Regions from separate parts of the Homo sapiens genome. Here region 2 is linked to region 1. Evidence: read pairs that join two places in POLR2A ChIA-PET (ENCODE). Cell type or tissue: OCI-LY7. All regions are shown on one strand. Links, peaks and the distances in the headings refer to the core of each region. The heading gives the core; the rest is flanking DNA. Region 1 has its middle 990 kb from the start of CT66. Region 2 has its middle 390 kb from the start of CT66.

Region 1 (4,390 bases), core at 320-4,319:
AAAACTAAATCAGTTAAACTCTGTTCATTCAGTTAAGGTGCCCATATCATTGAAATATAGCCTGGATGGTGACATGCCATGGGTAATATAAAAATGACTTATAGGCTGTGCATGGTGGCTGTAATCCCAGCCCTTAGAGAAGCCAAGGCAGGAGGATTGCTTGAGCTCAGGAGTTTGCAACCAGCCTGGGTAACATGGCTAAACCCCATTTCTATAAAAATACAAAAATTAGCCAGGTGTGGTGGTGCATGCCTGTAGCCCCAGCTACTTGGGAGGATGAGATGGGAGGATTGCTTGAGCCCAGGAGGCTGAGGCTGCAGTGAGCCAAGATTGTGCCACTGCACTCCAGCCTGGGCAACAGAGTGAGACTGTCTTAAAAAAAATTACTTATATTTGGGGAGGGATATGTAGCAGTGATCACCTGTGATTCTATGATGCGGATTATTCTGTACAACTCTTATTCTCTTACCTCATCTCCTTGCCTCCAGAGAAAATTCTGTCATCTGAAGAAATAAGATGGTTGCTGACCATTCCTTGATTAACCACTGTCTCAGTCTGTTTAGGCTGCCATAACAAAATGTCTTAGACTAGGTAATTTATAAACAATAGAATTTATTGCTCACTGTTCTGGAGGCTGGGAAGTCCAAGATCAAGTCACCAGCAGATTGGGTATCTGGTGAAGGTCTATTCCTTACAGAAGGTGCCTCCTTGCTTGATACCTTCACATGGTAGAAGAGAAAAATGGGGTCCCTCAGGCCTCTTTTATAAGGGTACCAATCCCAGGGCTGGGGGTGATGTCTCATATCTATAATCCCAGAGCTTTGGGAGGCTGAGGAGGGACGATTGTTTGAAACCAGGAGTTCAAGACCAGCCTGCGCAACATAGCAAGGTCAAGGTCTCGTCTCTACAAAATAATAATAATAATAATAATAATAATAATAATAATAATTAGCAGGGCATGGTGGTGTGTGCCTGTAGTCCCAGCTACTCAGGAGGCTGAGGCAAGAGGATGGCTCAAGCCCAGGAGTCTAAGTCTGCAGTGAGCTATGATCACACTACTGCACTCCAGCCTGAGTGACAGAGCAAGACTCTGTCTCTAAAATAGTACTAATAACAACAATAACTATACTAATTCTATTCATGGAGGCAAAGCTCTCATAACCTAATCACCTCCCAAAGGTCCCACCTCTTAATACTATTGCACTGAAGATTAGGTTTCATCATGTCCATTTTGGGGAGATAAAAATATTCAGACAAGAGTAACTTGAATCTTGAGCTACCATAGCTAGTCTTCCCCTTCTCTCTCTTCTACAGGCTTTGAGTGGGTGTTGTTGGGATAAACCTCCTGTAAGAATTCTCCTGGCAGAGATTTGAGGGAGGCGGGTTCAAATAGCAGCAGAAATGTTCAGTTTTGTTCTGATTTTCATGGTTTGTTGCACAGCCATTCACATGTTTCTTTGTATGAGCAATATAATAACTAGCTTTCAGAAGGACAGACAGAATAATGAATGGATTGTAAAACATGCTCATAAAAACAGTAGAGTGTGTCTAGAAGTATGTGTTATCTGCTTTTCATTTACTGTGTACCCTATTTTGCATTTTCACATCATTTGCACATTTTCTATTAAAAATAAGCATTTAATAGGCATGCAATTAATTTTAATTTTTCATTTATTCCCTGAGGTGATAAAAAAGTGTGCATGTGTATGTGTAGGGACATTTTACAGTCCTGACAGAACATTGATATTGTAGCCACAGAGTTCATTACAGGGTAATTAATGCATGTTAAGTATCTTGTAAATATTATGTGGTAATAGCTCTAAATAAATACACACTCCAGTTGGAAAGATCTGCTCCACCCCTGCCACGGGGAATGAGATGTTCCCAATTAATGCCTTTAGAAGAGGAGCCTATGTCACCTTGGATAGTCTTGGGAAATTACAGCTTTAGTCTGTGCAAGGCAGCAGTGAATGGTTAATTAAGAAAGCGTGACATGCTTGGTACCTGTCCCACCTGGACTAAGTGGGTTGGACAGGCCCACCTGGCTTTCTGTCTTCCTTAGCAGCCTTTGTTAGAAAGCAGGCTTCACAGCTCTAGTTGTGCTTCTGGGAGCCTTTCCAGCCCCAGGAAGAAAAGCTTTCAAGAACACTTGCTGGCAAGTGGCTGATCATCTTGGACTGTTTAGTGATCTCTTCAATGCAGGACCTGAGGCTCTGTCTGGCAAGCAAGAGGAACTGCTGTCATTGATGGGATTCGTCATTATGAGCTAAAATTATATTTCCTGTTTGACCTTCTGCTTGCTTTACAGATGGTCTCTCAGGTGTGTGGGGCTTGGGGTGTCCTCTTAGCCCTTGGCTGCAGATGTCATTGCCAGGGCCATAAAAGTCTCTATGGTCATTGTCCCAGAGACATTCAGAGGTAGTAGCAAGTGACAGAACAGCTCTTGCTTCTCCAGCTTCCTTTTGTTTCAAATCGGCTGCACCCAGGCCATGCCATCAAGATAGTTCTTGGGGTAAAAGCTTTAGCGTAAATATAATCTGCCCACCTCAGCCTCCCAAAGTGCTGGGATTACAGGCCATGAGCATCACTGAAAGAAAATTATTCTGATAGTTGGTAAAAATGGCAAGGAAAGCTTTATTAAAGACTATTACAATAAGGGGGAGATATTGAACTCAACTTGCAATATAACAGTGACAAGTAGGGGTGTATAGCCAATGGGTAGGGTGAGACAATGAATAAAAATTACTAAAAGGAACTTAATAAGGTATGAAAAGTCGGGAAGGGAAAGGAACTAACCATTTCCGCACAGGACACAGCAATTCCTCCTTTTTCTTCTAAATGTATTCATATCTCAGCTTGTTCATCTATGATGTCTGTGCTCTACATGGAAGTCAGCCTTCAGAGACGAATGTATAGAATGGGGCTTCAAATGCCCTGGCAAAGTCTTGCTATCACACCTTTAAGACCATACCTTCCTCAAGCCTGTTATTGGGTACCTGGAATTCATAAAGAAGAAAACCAAGCCTTAACAACCTCAGTGAGAGATGTGGATTCCAACACAAACTCCTGGAGCTGAGATTCACACTCAGGTAACTGCAGACTTGCAGCAGGTTCCTTTAGTTGGAGTTCAACAGGAGCAAGATCCTGAAGTCTCATGATTCCTGAAAAGAATGATCCTTAGAATGGGAAACAGGGGCCTCGTAGGTGTGGCTGAAGGAACCAAAGGCAAACCTGACCTACTTCCAGTTGAGAAAGTCCAAGTACTGTCATACCATCAACATGGATGTTCACTTTACTGATGTTGTCAGCAACAAAAAGTGAGTGAATTCCCAGACTGCGAATATCAATAGACATATAACATGAAGCTATTTAGCTCATGCTGTAAGTTGCAAGCAGGAATTACTAAAACGTGTGCAGAATGAGGGAGGAGACAATCCTTGCAAAGTAGTTAAGGCAGAGCTTGGCAAGAGTGAACAGTCAATAGAGGCTTGGTGTCATCATTATTAAGGAGCATACCCTCGGCTCCTAGCATGGTAGAGGTATTGAGAATGCCACACTTCTCGTTCTGATGGAGACATAAAGGGACCCGATGGAAACAGCTAAAAGCATATATTCTTGAGTATCTTTTGTTTTCTTGAGACAGAGTCTCACTCTGTTGCCCAGGCTGGAATTCAGTGGTGCGATCTCGGCTCACTGCAATTTCCGCCTCCCAGGTTCAAGTGATTCTTCTGCCTCAGCCTCCCGAATAGCTGGGATTACAGGTGTGTGCTACCATGCCCAGCTAATTTTTGTATTTTTAGTAAAGATGGGGTTTTACTATGTTGGCCTACATGTAATCCCAGCACTTTGGGAGGCTGAGATGGGCAGATCACCTGAGGTCAGGAGTTTGACACCAGCTCGATCAACATGGAGAAACCCTGTCTCTACTAAAAATACAAAATTAGCTGAGCATGGTGGCACATGCCTGTAATCCCAGCTACTCAGGAGGCTGAAGCAGGAGAATGGCTTGAACCCGGGAGGCAGAGGTTGCGGTGAGCCGAGATCATGCCATTGTACTCCAGCCTGGGCCACAAGAGTGAAACTCCATCTCAAAAAAGAAACCCTAAAGGTTTTTTTGTTTGTTTGTTTGTTTGTTTGAGATGGAGTCTGCTCGTTCTGTCGCCCAGGCTGGAGTGCAGTGGCGCGATCGCGGCTCACTGCAAGCTCTGCCTCCCGGGAAGAAACCCTAAAGGTTTTTATTGCTCTGTAGAACATTAACTAGTTTTGTACCTAACTTGGCAGTCTTCCTTAGCCTTAGTTTCCTTTCAGATTGTAAAATTCCCAGTTTCTGGTCAGACACAGTGGCTCATGCCTGTAATCCCAGCACTTTGGGAGGCTGAGGTGGAAAGAT
Region 2 (4,390 bases), core at 124-4,123, 610 kb before region 1:
CCCAGCACTTTGGGAGGCTGAGGAGGGTGTATCACAAGGTCAGGAGTTCGAGACCAGCCTGAGCAACATGGCAAAACCCATCTCTACTAAAAATACAAAAAGTACCTGAGCGTGATGGTGCATGCCTGTAATCCCAGCTATTCAGGAGGCTGAGGCAGGAGAATCGCTTGAACCCAGGAAGCGGAGGTTGTGGTGAGCCGACATTGTGCCACTGCACTCCAGCCCGGGCAACAGTGCGAGACTCTGTCTCAAAAAAAAAAAAAAAGAAAATCTCTACTTTTATGGAAGCATAAACTTGACACAGAAATGTGCATAAATTATAAGGACACAGCTCAATGAACTGTCACAATTTGAGCACATCCATGTGCCAACATTCAGCTCAAGAATGCAACACATCAGCAATCTAGAACCACCCTTCTATATGTACCCCTCCTATACCTCCCTTCCCCAAAGTACCTGAGATCGACCGTGTTTTTGTTGATTGGTTTTTGTTTTTTGTTTGAGATGGAGTCTCGCTCTTGTCGCCCAGGCTGGAGTGCAGTGGCATGATCTTGGCTCACTGCAACCTCCGCCTCCTGGGTTTGTCAAGTGATTCTCCTGCTTCAGCCTCCTGAGTAGCTGGCACTACAGGCACCTGCCACCATGCTCGGCTAATTTTTTTGTATTTTTAGTAGAGACGGGGTTTCACCATGTTGGCCAGGCTGGTCTTGAACTCCTGACTTCAGGTGATCTGCCCACCTTGGCCTCCCAAAGTGCTGGAATTACAGGTGTGAGCCACAGGGCCTGGCCTCGTTGATTTGTTTTTAAGGTTCTTTGCAAACTGTCATTCGAGCAGTTTCTCAGCCAGTCCCTTGTGAGGAAGTCCTGGGTGTGTTTGTAGACTAAGGTTTCCGTGACTCAGGTGTTAGATTTGGGCACTGTGTCCTGAAGTTTCACAGTGGCTGGAAAGGGAGCAAAGGTTTATGATGAGAGACACGAATCTACCATCCTTTCCCCTGCCGGTCTTGGGAAGCCACAGTCATCTCTTTCTTTCTGCACTGACTTCTCCAGCGTGGACACAGGCAGACACCTGTTCTATTTCCTTTCAGGGTTGCTGTAAGGCTCTGATGACATGATGGATGTCTTTGAACAGGATGAAGTATTGCTCAATTATTATATCCTTTAACCAATGTGATGGGGAGGTATTGCTAGTGCAGGGAGTTATCTTGAACAAGAGGAAAGCGTGTAAGTATATGTCCAAACCAAAAGAGGTACTGATCCTAATGGTTTTAAATGGCTTTCAATGATTCTCTGATTTTGGAGAAATGCCATTCACTTATTAGCTCTTCAGGGCATAACCCTAATAAGGCCAGAGTCACAGAGTTATCTCCATAGGATCTCATGCAGCGGTCCCCAACCTTTTTGGCACCAGTGGCTGGCTTCATGGAAGGCAATTTTTCCACAGATAAGGGGTGGGGGTGGGGGTGGGGATGTAGTGGCATGAAACTGTTCCACCTCAGATCATCAGGCATTATTAGATTCTCATAAGGAGCGCACAACCTAGATCCCTCACATGTGCAGTTTACAATAGGGTTCACGCTGAAACGGGTAATCCCAGCACTTTGGGAGGCCAAGGAGGGCGGATCACCTGAGGTCGGGAGTTTGAGACCAGCCTGAGCAACACGCAGAAACCCCGTCTCTACTAAAAATACAAAATTAGCCGGGTGTGATGGTGTGTGCCTGTAGTCCCCAGCTACTCAGGAGGCTGAGGCAAGACAATTGCTTGAACCTGGGAGGTGGAGGTTGCAGAGAGCCGAGATCGCGCCATTGCACTCCAGCCTGGGCAACAAGAGCATAACTCCATCTCAAAAAAACAAAAAACAAAAAACACCTTTTTCCTTATCTCCCTCACAGGGTGTGCAATGTGGGTGTGGCTCACTTCTTCAGTGCCCCTCTTCTCAAACCCCTAGGGGGAGCATGCAGACAGGCAAGTCTAGCGGTGAGTGTCTACAGCTCCCGAAGCTGTAACAGGTGTGGGCATCTGTTACCCTGTGCTCTTTCAGCTTAGCCCTCTGCAGGCAGCTTGTGTTAATCAGCTCATTTAGACCCTCTGCCTTATCGCAAGGACAGGGGGCTTTCTGTATCCAGGTTTCTTGTCCTAGTGTACTAGAAAAATTGGACCACAAGTGGGCTTGGAGGATGGGTGCAAGGCTTTACTGAGTGGTGGCGGTAGCTCTTAGCAGATGGATGGGGAGCCAGAAGGAGGGTGGAGTGGAAGGTGATCTTCCCCTGGAGTTGGGCTGCTCAGCGGCCGTGCTCTCCTCCGACTGCCCTCTGCCGAATCCCCCTTGGCGTCCGTGTTATTCCATCATTGATGGCCTGCCAGCGTCTGTCAGTGTGTTTTTCTGCCAGTGTGTTCCTCTCGATGTCCAGCTGCTTGTGTGTGTGCCTGCTGGGGTCTCAGAGTTTTTATAGGCACAGGACAGGGGGCGTGGTGGGCCAGAGTGGTTTTGGAAAATGCAACATTTGGGCACTAAAACAGGAATGCCTGTCCTCACCTAGGTCTGTGGGCACAGGCCCAAGGGTGGAGTCCTTGCCAGGGACCCCACCCCTCTCTACCCAGCACTTCCCTGCCCCCTCTCATATCAGTATTCCTATGAGAATCCTTTTTTTTTTTTTGAGATGGAGTTTCACTCTTGTTGCTCAGGCTAGAGTGCAGTGGCATGATCTTGGCTCACTGCAACCTCTGCTTCCCAGGTTCAAGCGATTCTCCTGCCTCAGCCTCCCGAGTAGCTGGGATTACAGGCACCCACCACCACGCCCGGCTAATTTGGTGTATTTTTAGTAGAGAGGGGGTTTCCCCATGTTGGCCAGGCTGGTTTTGAACTCCTGGCCTTAAGCAATCCACCAGTCTCAGCCTCCCGAAGTGCTAGGATTACAGGCATGAGCCGCTGTGCCTGGTCCAATGCTATTGTTAATCTGACAGGAGGTAGAGCTCAGGAGGTGGAGCTCAGGCGGTCAAGCTCGCCGCTGGCCTCCTGCTCATCTCCTGTTCTGCAGCCTAGTTCCTAACAGGCCACAGACTGGTACCAGTCCTCAGCCCAGGATTTGGGGACTCCTGATCTAATGAACTTGATTCTGTTTTGTAGCTGTTCCTATTTTACCCAACTACATCCAATGTATCAGCAATGTGAATTGTTCGTTATTAATGAGGTGAATCATAATCCAATAGCTTGTGATTAGATGATCAGATTATCAGAAAAATCAAGATATATTAACCTACTAATAGAGGACTATTTTTACACAGAGCCCAGCATATTCTAGTATTTAGGATATGAAGTAATGACCTTTCTGTGCTTTGCCTAGGCAATTTTTGGAATACAGATTAGTACCCTATAGATCTGATGTGTTAGGCCTTGGCAATATAATAGTTAACAAAATGTTCACTCTCTTTGCCCAATAATGTTTTAAATCTCTCAGTACATTTTTCTTATCTTGCTTAGTTTCCTTCTTATTTTGTTGTGTTTCCATCTCAGCCTTTTCTCTTTTGGCTTTGCATTCCCGGATCACAGAGGTAGATGTTGCCTATCAAGAAGAAGTTTTCTAGGCCAGGCATGGTGGCTCACGCCTGTTATCCCAACACTTTGGGATGCTGAGGTAGGTGGATCTCTTGAGCCCAGGAGATCAAGACCAGCCTGGGCAACATGGCAAGACCCTGTCTCTACAAAAAAACATATAAAAATTAGCCTGGCGAGGTGATCCATGTCTGGAGTCCCAGCTACTCAGGAGGCTGAGATGGGAGGATGGTTGAGCCTGGGAGGGGGAGGTTGCAGTGAGCCAAAATTGCACCACTGCATTCCAGCCTGGGCGACAGAGTGAAACTCTGTCCCAAAAAATAAAATAAAATAAAATAAATAAAATTTCCTCTTTTATTGCTCCTCCTTTTAGTCTAGGTAGTGAAATCCTTTCCCACTTATTATGCGTTTTTGTTTCATCAGGTCTTCTATTATGATTTTACAAATTTATTTATTTATTTTAGAGACAGAGTTGTACTCTGTTGCCCAGGATGGGGTGCAGTGGTGCAATCAAAGTTCACTGCAGTCTTAAACTCCCAGGCTCAACTTCCCTCCTCAGCCTCCTGAGTAGCTGGAACTACAGGCATGCACCACCATGCCAAGCTGATTTTTAAACTTTTTTGTAGAGACAGGATCTCTATGTTTCCCAGGCTAGTCTTGAACTCCTGGCCTCAAGTGATCCTCCCACCTCAGCCTCCCAAAGCATGGGTATTACAGACATAAGCCACCATACCTGACCTGTTATTTACGCATTTTGCACGTGGTGGTCACTGCGGGGGGTCTCTTTCCTTGTCCTTGACAGGAGGGAGATATGTTTAGTCATGGTACGTACTAAT

Evidence for each region. Peaks named below come from ENCODE experiments on the same cell type or tissue, not always from the same donor. Only the 100,000 strongest peaks of a DNase experiment are listed, where the experiment ranks them.
Region 2: POLR2A ChIA-PET joins it to region 1 with 6 read pairs; 1 of 35 experiments calls an interaction of 5 or more read pairs at or near these places.

Annotation. Positions count from the first base shown.
Region 1 is chr7:68,602,569-68,606,958 of GRCh38, reverse strand. No RefSeq gene overlaps it. Among named protein-coding and RNA genes, the nearest start is that of CT66, 990 kb to the left of the region's middle. In OCI-LY7, for the core only: no CTCF peak of the experiment used is centred there; a DNase peak (open chromatin) is centred at 2,278; H3K4me3 peaks cover 880 bases; H3K27ac peaks cover 1,108 bases.
Region 2 is chr7:69,209,542-69,213,931 of GRCh38, reverse strand. No RefSeq gene overlaps it. Among named protein-coding and RNA genes, the nearest start is that of CT66, 390 kb to the left of the region's middle. In OCI-LY7, for the core only: a CTCF peak has its summit at 1,961; a DNase peak (open chromatin) is centred at 1,981.